Regions from separate parts of the Homo sapiens genome. Here region 1 is linked to region 2. A link is an interaction called in ENCODE POLR2A ChIA-PET data of the cell type or tissue named here. Cell type or tissue: Panc1. All regions are shown on one strand. Each heading gives the region's core, and the rest is flanking DNA. Links, peaks and the distances in the headings are about the cores only. Region 1 overlaps LSAMP (limbic system associated membrane protein). Region 2 overlaps LSAMP (limbic system associated membrane protein).

What was found. ChIA-PET counts read pairs that join two places held together with the same protein. Peaks named below come from ENCODE experiments on the same cell type or tissue, not always from the same donor. Only the 100,000 strongest peaks of a DNase experiment are listed, where the experiment ranks them.
Region 1: POLR2A ChIA-PET joins it to region 2 with 12 read pairs; 3 of 35 experiments call an interaction of 5 or more read pairs at or near these places.

The regions. Positions count from the first base shown.
Region 1 is chr3:116,227,900-116,236,045 of GRCh38, forward strand. The region is part of intron 1 of LSAMP (limbic system associated membrane protein); the gene reads right to left. Among named protein-coding and RNA genes, the nearest start is that of LSAMP-AS1, 130 kb to the right of the region's middle. In Panc1, for the core only: no CTCF peak of the experiment used is centred there; no DNase peak of the experiment used is centred there.
Region 2 is chr3:116,145,796-116,153,941 of GRCh38, forward strand. The region is part of intron 1 of LSAMP (limbic system associated membrane protein); the gene reads right to left. Among named protein-coding and RNA genes, the nearest start is that of LSAMP-AS1, 210 kb to the right of the region's middle. In Panc1, for the core only: no CTCF peak of the experiment used is centred there; DNase peaks (open chromatin) are centred at 3,476 and 3,633; H3K4me3 peaks cover 818 bases; H3K27ac peaks cover 402 bases.

The DNA.
Region 1 (8,146 bases), core at 2,713-6,712, 83 kb after region 2:
ATAAAACATTCTACACTTGTCTAATTAATATTAACCATATACAGGGCCGTAACTATTTAAATGCATTGCTATATGCTTGTAAATAGTGACCACAGTCTGAGTATTACTTTTTAAAGGTAGCCTAAGCCTGGCCCGAAACAGAAGATGTGAAATTATTAGTAGACTTTGCCTTCTAATGGGAGAGAGGAAGGACATCATTCCTGTTGATTTCTTTAAACCTTTAAAAATTGTCCTTATGTGGTCCACAATTTTTCTAATATTCATCAAAACTCTTCTTGTAGAGATTGCAATGTATTAGAAAAGATACTCTTCATAAAGTTTTCTACAATAGTACTTATTGATAAATCAATATTGCTAAGACTAAACATATATTAATTGTTCTTAAAGGATATGCCAAAGTAGAAATAACATCCCTAAATTTAGAATGTACAATGTTATCATTACTATCACTAGAATAATCACAACTCAGCCTCTGAAATCTGACAGACTTAGGTTTGAGTTCAGGTTTCACCCCTACTAATGCCCAATCATGTCAACCTTAGACAAAATCACTAAATTCTCTGGATATCAATTTCCTCATATGTAAAATGAGGGTATACGTAACATAGTGTATACCTGATATGATGATTAAATGAACCTAGAAATTGATTAGTCCAATATAGTGGTAAATATATGGAGTAAGTACACAATAAATGACAGCTGTAACTATTACTATGATTCTTACCAGTATTGCTGTGTTGTTATTGTGGTAGAAGCGGAGATCACTTTGTTATTAAATGTAAAAACAATTTAGCAAAATAAGAGAGGCCAATTCTAAGTGTTATCATTTGGAAAAATGTCAAGTAAATCAAATGTGGGTACTATAAGAAAACTAGCCCGGGCTCTCAAAGGGAGATTAGCATTAATCCCCTCTGTACTCATTGAGAAACCTGGAGGCATTAGGGAAAGCAGGTGGTATATTCAATATCTCATCCAGTATTTCCTACAGGCTCTTTCAAATGATAACTTCAGGAACCACTTGGAAAATATCAGTTCTATCACATTTCTCTAGGGATCAGTGAACTCATTTGGATTAAACAAGTAGTAAAAACACTTGACAAGTTCAAATCCAAATAAATGTCACATTTCTCAAAAATTGGAACAAAGTCAGCAATTAATTTTCTTTATTTTTTGAAGTATGGTTTGTAAGCTTTTTCATGGGAATTTTACAAAAGAAAAGACAACATAACTTATCTTGAAAGTGTTTCTTTTGGGAGAAGTATAGTGTTATTCTATGAAATTCAGATATTCAGAGAAAAACAAACAAAAATACTTGCCTCTCCTTTCTCTTACATCCTTTGAACATGATTTATTTACTTAAGAAAAAAGAGGAAATCTAGAAGTCATAATATATTCTCAGAGTCTAAGTAAAATCTAAACCATGAAGCTAAAATTGTTTGGAAATCCCTGCTTTTTAAAAATGTTGATAGGCTAGAGATGAATTTGCTAGTGGATATCATTAAGTTGAATTCTTGAAGATGAATAGATACAGGCAATTGCCAACATACAAAGCACACATTCCAAAATTTCATTTTTAATTCAGTCGTTCGGAACTGGAAACACAGTTTTCCCACAGGAACACTTATAATTTGTGTTTAAGTTCACAGATAAGACCACAAATGCTACTTTTACATGAAATCACTATGAAATAACTTAGATTTACAGAAGAAAATCAATTAATATACACTTTCAAAAATAAAAATAGAACTCTAAAATAAAATTTAAAAGTACCATTTGTATTTGTATTTCACATATTTAAAAAAGATGACAAAACTCAAAGAAGATCAGAGATATGGTATCTTTGGTAGAGTTTCCAAAGATTTAAGGGTATTTTCAAGGTCTTCAGGAGTCATTAGGCCAGATTTTCTTTTTCCCTAAATAATTTCAGATTGTACAGGGGGCACAGTTATCTTTTCAGGAGCATAGCAGTTATTGACTAAAAAATGTAATGGAAAGAAAGAGAGGGTAACTGAATTATAAGGAGATGGGGTGGTGGGTGGAAGATTATACATTTGGCATTTACAAATATTTGGGAACAAAGAAGAATGACTGAAAAATGATTACTGTGCTGTAAGCAGAGAAAGAGGCACAGAAAAATCCTTTGGCAGAAGAATAAGAAAGTGTTGAGGCAGAAACAGGGGTCCACTTGTTTTATGAGCTGTCTCTAAAGTGGCAGGAATATTTCCTCATGACATTTTGATTGCCAAAGAATACACACAAGTTGCAAGAACACAGATACTTGGGCTGTAGAATGCACTTATTGAGTCTTTCACACTTGTGGGTAGAATACTTTTTTTTTTTGTCTTTGATAGATTAGTACAGAAATTTTCTGATCTCAGAAATACTCAACGTTGGGCAGTCCTTCCTAGTTAGGGCTTCAGTATTGAGTTTTAGCTTTTTAGCACATGAGATTGCTTCTAAATTAGTACAGCAAAAAGTGAATGGATGGTAAAAAGAAGGATGTTTGACATTATACTTATACCTATCATACTGCTATGCTATTGTAGCTGTTTTCATATATTTCAAAATTCGATTTCTTGGTTCCCATATGACAGTAGACTCAGCAAGAAGTCCAGAGAGACTCTCTGTGAATAACCTTTTTCCTGTAATGCAATAGTGCTGTCTCTAGTCCATAGGCTATGTCACCTTCAATTAAACAGTGGCTCAATCAGTGTGAAGACAGCTTTCATAATGTTACCATAGAAAGGTCTCTCCTTTGTGACTAAGCCTTTTCCAGTTGTTGAAATGTTCACCAATTGCTGCCTCAGCTCCTTGGAACCCACTCGGCTTTTGTGCGCTGATGCATTTACAGTACTAGTAATTAATGCCGTTAGCTTTGTAATTAAAAAAAAACTTTTTGCCTTTATACTCAGGGTGATAATGCTGCAAGTAAAAATTAATTAAAATGAGATGAATTGCCTTCAGTTAAACGAAATGGAAAGAGAAAAGGAGGGGTAAAGGAAGGAGGAACCTGAGGAAGAGTTTGTAGTCTTATTAATGAAGCAAACTGAGGAGGTTGGGCTTTAAATTTTCTCCTGACTCTTTTTCCTTTGTGTTAGACCCTGGATTAATGGAGCCAAAAACCTTCAGCTGGTGAGAGAACACAAAGAAGCTATACTTTCTCTGATTTGTCTATGGGTCACTATAAAGACCACAAACATGAACGCCCATGTTTGTTTAAGCACCCCCTTCAATTTTCTAGTACCAGGCTGCTTGAAGTAATGGGCTGCGAAATTGGCTTTTGTACTATTATTAATTAGATCTGATGCCTGATTTTCTTTTAACATTTGATGCAGTGAAAGGTTCTGGTTCTTTACATAGGACACAGTTCTCACATATTCAATCATTGATGATAAGAGCTTGGGTGTGAAAATCTGACTGTTCTCCATGCTGAAGCAAAGGCCCAGTGAGAGCCAGGTTCTTCATCTTCTGTTGTCCTGATTTTTCCGAATTTTGCTTCCAATTTCTATTTGAGGGACACAACTTCTTTTAAATTAGCACAATGGCTAGGGATCTAAATTTTATAAAGGAGCAGCAATTAGTTAATCAATAAACATGTGCTTAATGGGATCCTAGTGTATATCTTAGGACTATGTCAAGGTGCTTCAGTGGGCACGGTAACAGTGAAAAACGTAACCCTTGTCTTCAAAGAATTGATACACTCACCAGAAAAACAAAAGCTAAGCTGCATAAATCACAGAGAAGTGGGCAATTAAGGGCTAAAGGCTCTGGCACTTGGAGTAAAATAAGAGTTCTGTTAAAGAGAGGGGACACTGTGGGCTGAGGAAATGAGTAATGACTTCACGGAGAGAATGAACCCAAGTAAGAAAAAAGGACACAGTTAAGGAGAAAAGAATTTCCTCGGCAGCTCAGAACTTAGAACCTTTATATATCTCAGTCACCCATCAATGGGGGAAAATACTGTCAGCAGGTAAATAATTGTGAAATTTTCTAGCTCTCTTTATTGCACTTTAACAATATCTGGTAGATCTCTTAACTTCTGTTTGGTGTTCCACAGATTGTCACACCTTGAAAATTCCACCTTCTTAAGTCTTGTATCCCTGATATGCCTCTGTTGTATTTTCAACCAGAAACGTATTTCTACAACTTATAAATGGGAATAATTACATGCACCATCTTTCAAAGTCAGGGCTCTAGTCTTGGTGCATGAAATAAGCAAATTTGGAGAAATACACATTAAATCAATAGCTCTCTGCATGGGTTTTAATGGTAGTACAAGAAGAGAGGCTGGAGAGCCTCCAAACAATCTTTGGGAGTACTAAAATGAGTCCTCCAAATTCTACAGCCATCCTATGTTTAGGGCCATTTCACTAGCATCACCAGGTAACAGCTTTCCAGGAAAACGATAGTAAGTGTGATCGTATGACTTACTTCTCCTTCTGTTCTCAATCCCACGGATTATAAAATTAGATTTCCTTAGATTTAAAGATTTAAAGTTGATATTCTCTTAGTAAAACCATCTGTATTTGTACAAGAGAAATTTGTAAAAGTCCCATCAACCTAAGATGTTTAGAGAAAAATGTTCACTTGGTCCATTCAGTATCGAGATAGAAAGCCTGCTGACTGTTCAGCCCTGTAGAACCTACCTGGTTGCTTTATAAAGGTTTTGGCTTGGCTGTGTAGCATTTGCAATTTCCAAGTGTGGAAAATCAATCCTACCTCCAGCTAGTTCAGCCTGAGAAAGAGACAATTTAAGGAGCATTTTCTTTTTCTTTTAATTTTCTTTTCTTTCTTTCTTTCTTTTTTTTTTTTTTTTTCCAGCAGGTAGATTTGCTGCCAGAGGCAAGGAAGGTCCTAGTCTCAGATGAGCATAGGTCTTAAACACAGAGGAAGTAGAACTATTAGGTTAAATGAACCTAGCTGGGTTTTGATGGATGTCAGATGGGGTTCTGAGCAGCTGATGAACTACTCAAACTGGAGAAAGGCCCCTACCAGTTGCAAGAATTCTTTGGCCATTTTAGTAAGAAATTAGCAAGCCAGGGAAATTTATTTAATACCCCCCAACCCCAACCAGCCTTTCTCATATTTGTCAATTTTCTGTCAAGTTTTGTGGTATTGACTAAGCTAAAATACACAGTTGATTCTTTTCTCGCTGCCTTTAATTATTCTTTAGAATCTTGTATTATAGAAAAGGAAACTGCCATTTAGAACATCTGAGAGCTTGCAAGAAAAAATGTGCAGGCACATTTCAATTAAGAAATGATGGCACTTTGGGAGGCCAAGACGGGTGGATCACAAGGTCAGGAGATCGAGACCATCCTGGCTAACACAGTGCAACCCCGTCTCTACTAAAAATTCAAAAAATTAGCCGGGCATGGTGGTTGGCGCCTGTAGTCCCAGCTACTCGGGAGGCTGAGGCAGGAGAATGGCGTGAACCCAGGAGGTGGAGCTTACAGTGAGCTGAGATCGTGCCACTGCACTCCAGCCTGGGCGACAGAGCGAGACTCTGTCTCAAAAAAAAAAAAAAAAAAAAAAGATGGACTAGGTAATACTTATATATAATATTTCTTTGTGTTTGGGACATTCAATTCCACTCTTCCAGTTATTTTGAAATACACATTAAATTACTGTAAATTATAGTCACCACACCAAACACTAGCTCTTATTCCTTCCATCTAACTATATTTCTGCACCTATTAACCAACCGCTCTTTATCCCCCTCTCCCTACTTCCCTTTCCAGCCTCTGATAATCATCAAGCTACTCTTTATTCCCATGAGATTATATTTTTTTTTTAGCTCCCCTCTCCCCGCCACCAAAAAAAGAAAAGATGGCCTTGAAGTAATGAAGCAGTATAGGAGAAAATGGGCCAAAATAGAAATGACAGTAAATTACCAGTTTAAGGGGAATTATTGATATCCTGTGACCTCCAGTGTATGAATTCCACACTGCAGTTCAATTTTTAACAGTCACATGGTTTATCTGATTCTCCCCTCCTCCTTCCAGAAGGCATAACAACATGCTCTATGATCTGCAGAAAATTCTCCTGCTGATTGGTTTGTAGACTCTCCACTTGAAGTGCTGGACTTAAAATCTGGTTCAAGCAAAAAACTTCTGACTAGCAGCTGGAACTTGCTCAGCTACTGGCTCAAATATTTTTAAGACGTGGCTTTCAGAAACAAATACAGTGATATCAAGGATCACGGAGTGGGCTGCACAGGACACAGCCTTTCTCTATGCATACTCTTCCTGTGATAGTTCAGTCTTTTTCTGTTGTATATGTTGAATAGGGGCTTTTCTTAGCTGTTTACAGGTCTGATCACAGATCCCATGGATTGGAGAACACAAGCTCATTCATTTTTCATTTTAACTTCTCTTGGGATATGAATGTTAGGAGAAAGAAGAAAGAATGAAAGGGCGTTCACGGGGAATAATTCATGAAATGACCAAATGCTGCCTGATTGATAAGAAGGTAGAACTTAGTAACAGAAGCACATGGTGAAGGACACTGTAGCCAGCTTAGAGATTTCATTCATTCATTCATCTATTTATGAAATATATAGATATATTTATCATATATCTATGAAATAAATTAATCTACTTATTTATTAAAATAAATCCTGTTACCACCAAAAGAAAATTACTCTTGTTTAAAATTCAACAATAAAATTAACATCAAAGCTGACCACATTAGTACTGACAGAGTAGTTTCAATAGAAAACTTAAAAAAAATTAAACTACAGGTTTTAATGGAAAGATAACTAAAACAAGCCCTCTAAAAAATGAAATGCATCTTTTCTTCTCTATTTGAATATTTAATTCTCTGCTTTTGAATTGAGGCCCTGAGTACCTAGATTTCTTGATGTTGCTAATTGAAACAGCTAATTTTTACAGATTTTTTTTCTATTACTTAAATTCTGAAGTGGAATGTACCTCCCAAAATTATATTTCATGGCACATGTGCATTCTTTGGAAAATAAGTTTGGAACACTCAAATAATAATATGCTTTCTTCAAAATTGATAGCTCATATAAAGATACTAAAGGCACTGAGAAGTCCTATAAGAAAGACTTTAAATCAGTATCTACCAGTTTGACAATGAACTTTTTTTATGTAGCATTATATTTCCACAGAAAAAATATTCTAAAAGACATAATTTGGAACATGCCATTATAGTATAGAAAATAGACTGAGACTCAAGTAAGTCAACATTCAAATCCTTGTTTTCCTGCTAAAGTGTGTTTTTATTAACTTTATTATTTATTTATTATTATAAATAATAAACAGCTCACTGCAACTTTGAATACCTGGGCTCAAGTGATCGTCACACCTCAGCCTCCCAGGTAGTTAGGACTACAGGCACATGATACTATGCCCAGCTAATTTTTAAAATATTTTGTAGAGACAGGAGCTCACTATGTTGCATAGACTGGTCTTGAACTGCTGGGCTCAAGTGATCTTCCCACCTAGGTCTCCCAAGTTGCTGGAATTATAGGCATGAGCCACCACACCCAGGCTTTATTAACTTTAAGAATTACGCATCCTCATGCATGAGTGCACAAAAGGGAGAAATGGAAGGAGAAAGGGAAGGAGAGAGGAAGAGAGAAAGAGATAGAGATAGAGATACGATGCTCTAAGTGTTAAATAATTGAATCTCCAAAACTGTTTTATCAGTGAAAGTATTACTTCATATCAATAAAGGAAAAGGAAATGACATTCCAATAAATACCATTGTCATTCAATTTTTCAGGCACTTTATATGTTATTTCATGAAACTACCAGAATAATTATTGCAAAAAGCATATTTTTCTCTGAAGCAATCTAAGTAAGTTCAAAATATGGTCTTACTATATAGAAAAAATTAGCATAGTTCTACAATTCCTGTAACTTCTATATTCTGTTCTTACTTTTGAAATAAATAAAGAACTGAAGAATAAATCCCACTGCATATTTTAACCCAGATACTGTGATGGAATTTAGACTAAGAAAGATGCTCTAATTTCTAGCGTTATGATCTCACTTCTAAACACTAGTCTTTCACATGTTTGTCAACATATGTGAAAATACCAGCAGGGACATTACAGGTGCGGAATAAATTTATTTGGTGCCTTTTATTATTAAAACTGATTGTACATCTTTACACTGCT
Region 2 (8,146 bases), core at 1,678-5,677:
GCAGATACAACTTCCAGTTTATTAATTTTACTTTCAGCTGTGTCTAATCTGTAGTTGAATTTTTGCATAGATTTTTTAATTGTATTGACTACAGTTTTTATTTCAAGAAATTTTATTTGTTAGTTTTAAAAATAAACTTCTTTTATATTATAATCACTTAGTATTTATAATCTTTATTGCTACATTGTCTCCATTTTAAAATTATGAATTATTTAAGTCAGTGCAGTCTTGGTTTCAATTTCACACAAGAATTTTTTTTCCCACTGAGGCCTGGCTAGGTGGCAAACTTTAGTGTTGACTTTTGCTCCAATTAGCAAAAGTTTCATGGCTCCCTTCTTCTAGGGAGCAGGCTTTTTAAAGTTCTAGCTTTATTCAGTAGTGACTCTTCCTGCTTTCTGATCTGTATTGGCCTATAAAGCCTGACTCCACCCAAGTACCCTATAAAACATGTATCTCCTGTCAGTTATATCTTGTCATGTATGGCATCAGCTCATGTTATCCCCAGGCTTTGAATGTCCTTGTTTCTTTCAAAGATTTCTATTTCGTACCTTTGATTCAGCTCTTTGCTACTTTTAAAATTGGGCTTGGAACAGAGCTATTAGCATGACTAAAGTAGGTGAGACATGGCTTAGCAGCTGCTATTACTTAAAAAGCAAAAGGAGCCTTAGAGATTTTAGTTGACAAAAAGCTCAATATGAGTCAATAATATTTGTTGACACCTTTTAGAAAAAGTGCCTCTTTGAGAGCAGAGAAAAAAAATCTACTTTTGCTATCACCATACCAGCACACCAATTAGAAACAGTAACTTTGTGTTGCATGAATAAACAGTAATACTAACAAAAAAGAAGATGTTGAGAGAAGATGTTGACATGATAGTGTATATTTTGCAGGGAAATACCATCTGATTAGGATAATGAGGTGATTATCAGATAACTAAAGGATTGTCAAATAGAAGATGGGTTAGGACTGTTCTGTGTGGTTCAAGGAAACAGAATCATATCAATTTGGTAAAAGTTGTAGGCAGATCAATTTGGACCTAAAATAAGATATTTTTCACATTTTTTAAGAAATAAAAATGGAATGACCTGTTTTTATGATATTCAAGGACTCGAACACTACTTATCAGAAATATAGTTGGTTATATTAACCATAAACAAAATGAGCAAGATGACATTTAAGTGTCCTTACAAACTGGGGGTCCCAGGATTTCATGGTTAAGAAGGGTCAAGTTGGATCATCATCTTCCTTAATTCTACTACAACTTAAAGTTCTCTTTATTGTTGACATAACTATGTCAGACTATTGATTTGAGCTGAAATTGCAGTCAACTCAAAAGCCAATTTTTTTACACATACCTATGCTAAGCTTGACATACGTTCTATTTGTCATTATTCTAAATTCCTGAAAACTTAAAATTTCAAGTCTCCTATTCAGCATGTGATGTGCTTATCCACATTCCTGTTACACACATCATCTCTGTGTTTAATATTCCCATACAATCCATTGACAGAAACATTGATCCTTATAACATGCCTTAAGAAATTTCCTCCAGGTAAACTCAGCTTTATTAACATTCTATTCATTGTTCTCTGTCTGTCATCAATGGTATCATGGCATATATTCTCCAATATTTTGCTACTCCATTCTTCTAATTAATAGTCTTTTAAAATGGTCAAGAAAGTATAAGTTTAATTTCACATAACATAATTTTTGGTGACTCTATCCTGGTTCATGGTGATCACCACTTTCTTTTCTCACAATCAAGTTAGCAATTTTGTCTATAATATTTTTCAAGAATTGACAACAGGCCCTACATTTTATGGTTAGAACATCCAACTCCTTACTCTTTTTACAAAACTAGGGCTGAATTTTCCCATATTTAGTCCTCGGGTCCATTATCCTTGATCTTTCAAAAAATCCCAAGTAAGTGTCATTGATTTTATCAGCAGGCAGTGGGGCATATTTCACCTGGCCAACAGCAATTGACCTCACTTAAGTTAGTCAGATGGTGTCATGATTTCTATGTTTTGAGCTTCATCTTTTGCAATCTTGAAATCTTTCTCCTTTACCCAGCTGACAATTGCAAAATAGGAAAAATGTGATACCATTCTTTTCGTCTGGGTCTAACTCTTCCTTATTCTTTCACTTAATATGAATAAAACTAATATATACAATTTTTTTGTCCTTAGAAATTATTCCCAGAGTTGACCTAATTCTATAGCAAGACTTCAAAACACTATTGTGGAGGTTTGTGCTATGTTTAAATATTTTTCCTTTATCATATCTACTTCTTAATTTGCTTGTTCTACAAAAACATGTGCTTTTTTTTTTTTTAATTCATGAGGAATGTTATCCAATTTGCATTTGTTCTCTCAGAGGTTAGTTAAAATAACAGCAACAACAACAGAAGGAAGAAAGAACAGAGGATTTTATTTGATTCATTAATTATTTATTCACACAAATTAATCATTTAGTGGATGTCCTTTTAAAAGAAATAATCATTTTGCAAACCAGTATTAACACTTATATAATGTCACACAGGTGACTCCTGCTCACCTCCTCTAGATTATGATTACTAGCAAAGAGCTCAAATCAGCAGAGTGAGAGGCAATACAAGAAATTTGTCTTTGTTTTCCTGTATTTTGAAGCAAAAACTCGACATGTTGCTACAACATAAAGGACATTCCTCATATTACTTTTATAGTCATATCCAATAGCAAATAAAAGTTGTTTGGGGGCACAAACCAGTGATCAAGAAGTAGAGAAGTAGATATTGAACCCGTAATAAGTTCAAGGCAGTTTCTAGTCCTGTGGGAAATTCATAGATATATAAGTTCCAGTGAGTTAATGACACCAGAAGCTAATGATAAGCCATCCAACATCTTTGTTCCATGTAACCTCAGACTAAATTTAGTCGCTTTTTAAAATGCATCTGTCAGAGTAATTTAACATGTGATTGGTAAACAGAGAGGGGCCTATTGCAGATTCAGAATAAATCAGTAACAATATTGGACAATAGTCCCCACTATGTTTCAAAAGAATGTCAGTAGTTTGCATTTAACAAACTACTGATTTTGGACAACAGCACCTACTCTCTGCTATCTGCAATCACAGAAGTCAATAGAGAAAATGGCACAGGCTATGAAAAGACTAGTTATAATAGGAGGCCCACTGCTATGCTGGGGCACAGCCACAGAGCAACTGATTGCACAAGATCATCTATTCAGCCTTTAATGAGCTGTTGTTAGCGCTTCGTTCAACCTTCCACTAGTCACCAATTATGTTTACAGTTAGCGGTTTGAGTACATATTTACTTCTCTAGAGAGAGGGTTCATGTGCAGAATGGTGGTGAACAGTTCACAGTATGGCCCTCATGCCCTCAATGTGCAGACTCCAGGAGACCCTGCAGTATAGTTAGATTTTCACTAGAAAAAAAGGGAAAGAAAAAAAGAAGGAAAAACAATATGGGGAAGAAGGCTGGAAAGCAGAGCAGAGTAGGAGTGGAGGGTGTGCACTGCCTTTGCTGTCCCTAACAGGAAATTACAAATCCAAAAGGCTTGCCCTGTGACTAAAGAAGCATTTGTTCCTGACCATTAAACCTGGCTTGCTCACCAGAAGGATTTTACAGTCCCTTTGACCATGTTGAAAATTTGAGGATGGAGATAATCCCTTTCACTCCTGTTTTTGTTAGTTTGCAAAACCGTTTGAGAGATTGAACCTTGGGCATTTGTCAGCGAGGTCTAATGCACATTTTGCTCTCTTTCAATGGGTATTCAGCAGATTTCAGATCTATAAAAATTCTACTTAGTTGTTGCCTATTTTCTGATCTTTTGGGGGCTGGGCAGCTCAGCGTTATCTGAGAGGTGCCAGCTGTTGCTATTACAGACAGCATTCAATGGTTCATTTATCTGAATATGTACTGTTACTCCGCAAGATCTCAAGGAAGGAGACTTTGTTGTAATGGTGATGTACTTCTTTTTTGATGGAGCTCTTGAATAAATATCTTTCATAAAAGGCTCTATGAGTGACTGGAAGCATTTCTTATACACATACTGACTTCAGCAGCTGAGAGATATATGAACACCCCTTGTATATCCTTACCCGTACCAAAAAATATATGTTGTTGAAATAGCAAATATCTTTCTAACTGTAGCATTGAATATTACTCAGGTTATGTAAGTTAAAAGCAATAACTACATTCATTAATCTGACTGCAAATAACAAGTTCAATTATTAGATGACTTACAGAATGTGGAACAGAATGTACAAAGCTGATTCAAAAGTATGTGGACTTCATTAAAGCCATTTAGTGTGTTTTAATTAGTAAATTACAGTCTTCTGACCTCATGAATGTTAGAATTTAATACACTTGCTTTTCACAGCAGGGGCCTGAGTTTAATCATCACTTTCATTTAAACTAACACAAGAAATCAAGGCCTAGGGTTTACTTAAGTCACCAAATATTTTTGCTTTAATTCATAAAGTGGAAGTTCTTTAGTCATGCAAATAGTTCTTTATTCATAAAATAGCTATTCTCCCCTCTCATGGATCTTAGCTATTGTCTAATAATTGTCTCTAACACCTATGCCTGTAGATTTAAACATCCTTAGACACTTGGTTTAAAGAAACTTTCAAAAGTTTCAGAATAGGGGGTTATGATTGTGGCATTTTTATAATAAATGTCTGCTTCAGGTGAAATCATTCAAATATCAACTACACAGCAGCAGAAAGAAAAGTGAAAATGATGTTTCTATTATCAATAATAAAAGGCTGGCCAGAGAAAAAGCTAGAGTGGGGAAAAGGAGTTGAAGTCTGAATGGGGCTGAGGGCCAAGGAAGAGTTTGGTAAGTGATGCGCAGTGATAGGAGTCAGGGTTATCAAGATGCAGTGAAACAAGAAATACAGCTACCCACCTGAAGGGCTGGAAAATGCCCTATGAGAGGACAAGCAGTTTTAACTTGACCCTGAAATGTTAGAAGCAAGTTTTAAAACAGTAAATACAAAATTATGAGGATGTAATGGCATAATAAAAACTACTAATTTAGAAAGAAGAAAAACCTGCTGAATAGGCAAAAATCTAAATTGCTAAATATATTATAGAAATGTCATTTCACTCTTAGCATATGCAAAGTAAACTATCTTTGGCTAATAATAGTGTTCCCAGGTGGTGCCTTACTGGATCCGTTTTAAGAATTGGATGAGACATTTCACAGAATCTCAGATGAGGGAGGGGACATAGCCACTCCCTGTTTTCCATTCTGAACTTGTGCTTATAGAACTGTTTGCCACAGCCCATTTTAAACCCTATTATTTCAAAATCCTTTCTTATATTAAGCAAAGATAAACCCCTAGGATACACAGCAGAAATTCAGTCATTGGTATGAAGAATCTTACTTTAAATGAGGAAAACAGAAAAGTGATAGAATTTATGACCATGAGAGAAATGATGCACAGAGTGCCCTGGGTTACAGAAAAGGGACATTTATGTATCTCAATCTGAGCAGTCATGGAAAGGACATAGTAAGAAGAGGTTTTCTGGGGATGACAACATGTGAGCCGAACTTTTAAGAATGTGTAGAGGTTAACCCAGTACAAGAAGCAGGAATGAGTGTCCCAACAAGGAAAATAATATATTCAGAGGCCTAGAGATCAGAGGGAGATTGTTGTGGTGAGTGAACATATAATGTACTACTCTAAACAGGGAGGCCAGATACCTTTCTGAAAATGCTTCTGCTTTTTAAATACAAAAATATCTATTATGGCTCGTCCATGCATGAGCTCCTTCTCTTCCCTCAAGTCGCTAAGAATTGGAGGTAGGAGCAGGGTGGAGGAGAGCCAGGGAAATCTGACATTGCTATTGAACCTTGAGTGAACACGATACTTGGCATGTCGCTGGACTTGTCCGTAAAGACCAAAACCCAGGAACTTGACCAACTTTCCTCAAAGGAGCAGGTCCTCAACTCTCTGTCACTTCTTCATTATAATGCAGTCCATAGAACCCTGTGCTCGCCACTCCACAAACTCTGGTAGCCACTTGCTTCTCAATACACGAAGAGGGTTGACTAGGCACATGTTTCTTTTTAAATGAGACACCCAAAAGTGACACAAGACTCCAGCCACAATGAGACCAGCAATTAGTTGGAGAACAAAATAATAAGAATGTACTTATATTTGTCTCCAGTGTTTTCTTTTTACCTTTTAAATTTATCTGATCTATCTGGTCTTGACCTCAGGCCTACCTAACTTATTCCTTACCTGCAGTCTAAGCAAATTCTTCTGTACTAAGATGGTTTTGTTTCTGCTTCTGATCAGGTCTGACATAAACTCTTGAGGCATACATTATTATTTTAGTTTTAGGCTTTAAACGTTGTAAATGCCAAGATATTTTGGGGCTTTTTCTCATCCCTAGTCTTGCAATACACTCTACTATTAATAGACAGAAAACACACTGAGGGCATACTATGTGCCGGGCACCCTTCTAGGTGCTTTCCACGTACAAACGCATTCATTTCTGATAATCACCTAAAATTTATCTGCAATCGGTACCCATGCTTTAATATCTAAAAAGTAGTTTAAAAGCTAAGGAATGTGCAGAAAGTCACACAGCTAGTCAGTGGTGGAGCTGGGGTGCACATCCAAGCAATCTGGTTTCACTGCCTGTACTGTTAATCATGACACTGCACTGCCTCGGCCACTTTTCACTGCACTTAAGTGTACTAAATTGAGCTTGTATAATTTAGAAAGACTATTCATTTGTTCTCTCCACTTAGGACATTTATTGTAACAATTAATTGATTAATAAATATTTAATGAGCAACATCTATGTGCCAGGCTCATAGATACATGGGGAGAGAAATCACATGGTTGATGTTTTTATGCAGATTAAATTCTTATGGCAGTAATTGAAATGAAAGAAGATCATGTGAGTTGGGATGTATAAGAAATCCAAAGCTCATCAGATTCAATGTACACAAAGCAGAAAAATAAGGCTCAAATAAAATTTGTTAGAAATATGTACACACACACAACTGATCTAAAGTTATAAACAGACCAGTAGAAAATGAGAACTAAAATCAGGTCTCTATTTCACTAATCATTACTTACACACTGTGAAGAGCATAAACAATGTCTTTATTAAAGAAGAGCTTCTGTGTATGGTCTCAGCTATACAAATATATAAAAAATACTCAAAAGGAGATTAGAATTGAGGTGTCAAAATACTCTCAATGTTTGCTTTCTATATTTAAATAATTTTAAAAGCTATCTCTTATCCTCTCAAAAATATCTATATTAAGAATATACTAGTAGAATGAAAGTATAAACTGAAAAAATTTGCCTCAAAAAAGAAAAACAACTGAATGCTTAGAAACACTATGTGTGCCATTACAAAATTTCTTCGAGTTTGATTTCATGCTCTACTCAAGTTCCTCTAAAGTTGGAGCCCCCCTATTATCTTTTGGCTCACTCTAGAACATCTGAGAAATGCAAGGGATTTCTCAGACTACACCTACGTGACATCCATGATTCAAGCTGACTGTAGGAAAATGAAAGTGATTCCATATTTAGGAGCTCAGCTTTGCAGGGTTTCTCCTGAATAATGGCTTTAAATTATGCCACATGCTATGGAGAGCTTGCTTTTTCTTAAGAAAAGATGACTTATCAAACTGTGCTATCTCTTTAGTAAACTGACTAGGCAAAAGAACTCAACAAGGATAAAAATAGTTTCAGGGCTGGAAAGACCACACATATCTCACAAATTCGTGGAAAACTATGTGTCCTCATATTATTTAAAGAAGAATTGGCATTAGATCAATTAGATCGTCTCTCACTTTTTCTTTAGGGTTCAGAAATTGTTCTAGGGGCACGAAACACTTTACTTAGAAATCTTTTAATTCAATCTTGTAAAAAAAAATTAAAACATAGTTTTAACTCTTTGGCTTTCACTTAAGCTTAAATTACAATATCTACAGTACTTAGCAACTACTCATTTATTGCCTTAGCAAATGAGATGTAATAGATTTGCTAGGTAAATAAAAGAAAGTAGAAAAAGATAAGTTTTATAAAGAAATTATTTTATATAAAATTATTGTAAAAAATATTGGTTTTAGGGCATCAAAACCAACCAAGCAACTCTAGCTCTAGTGAA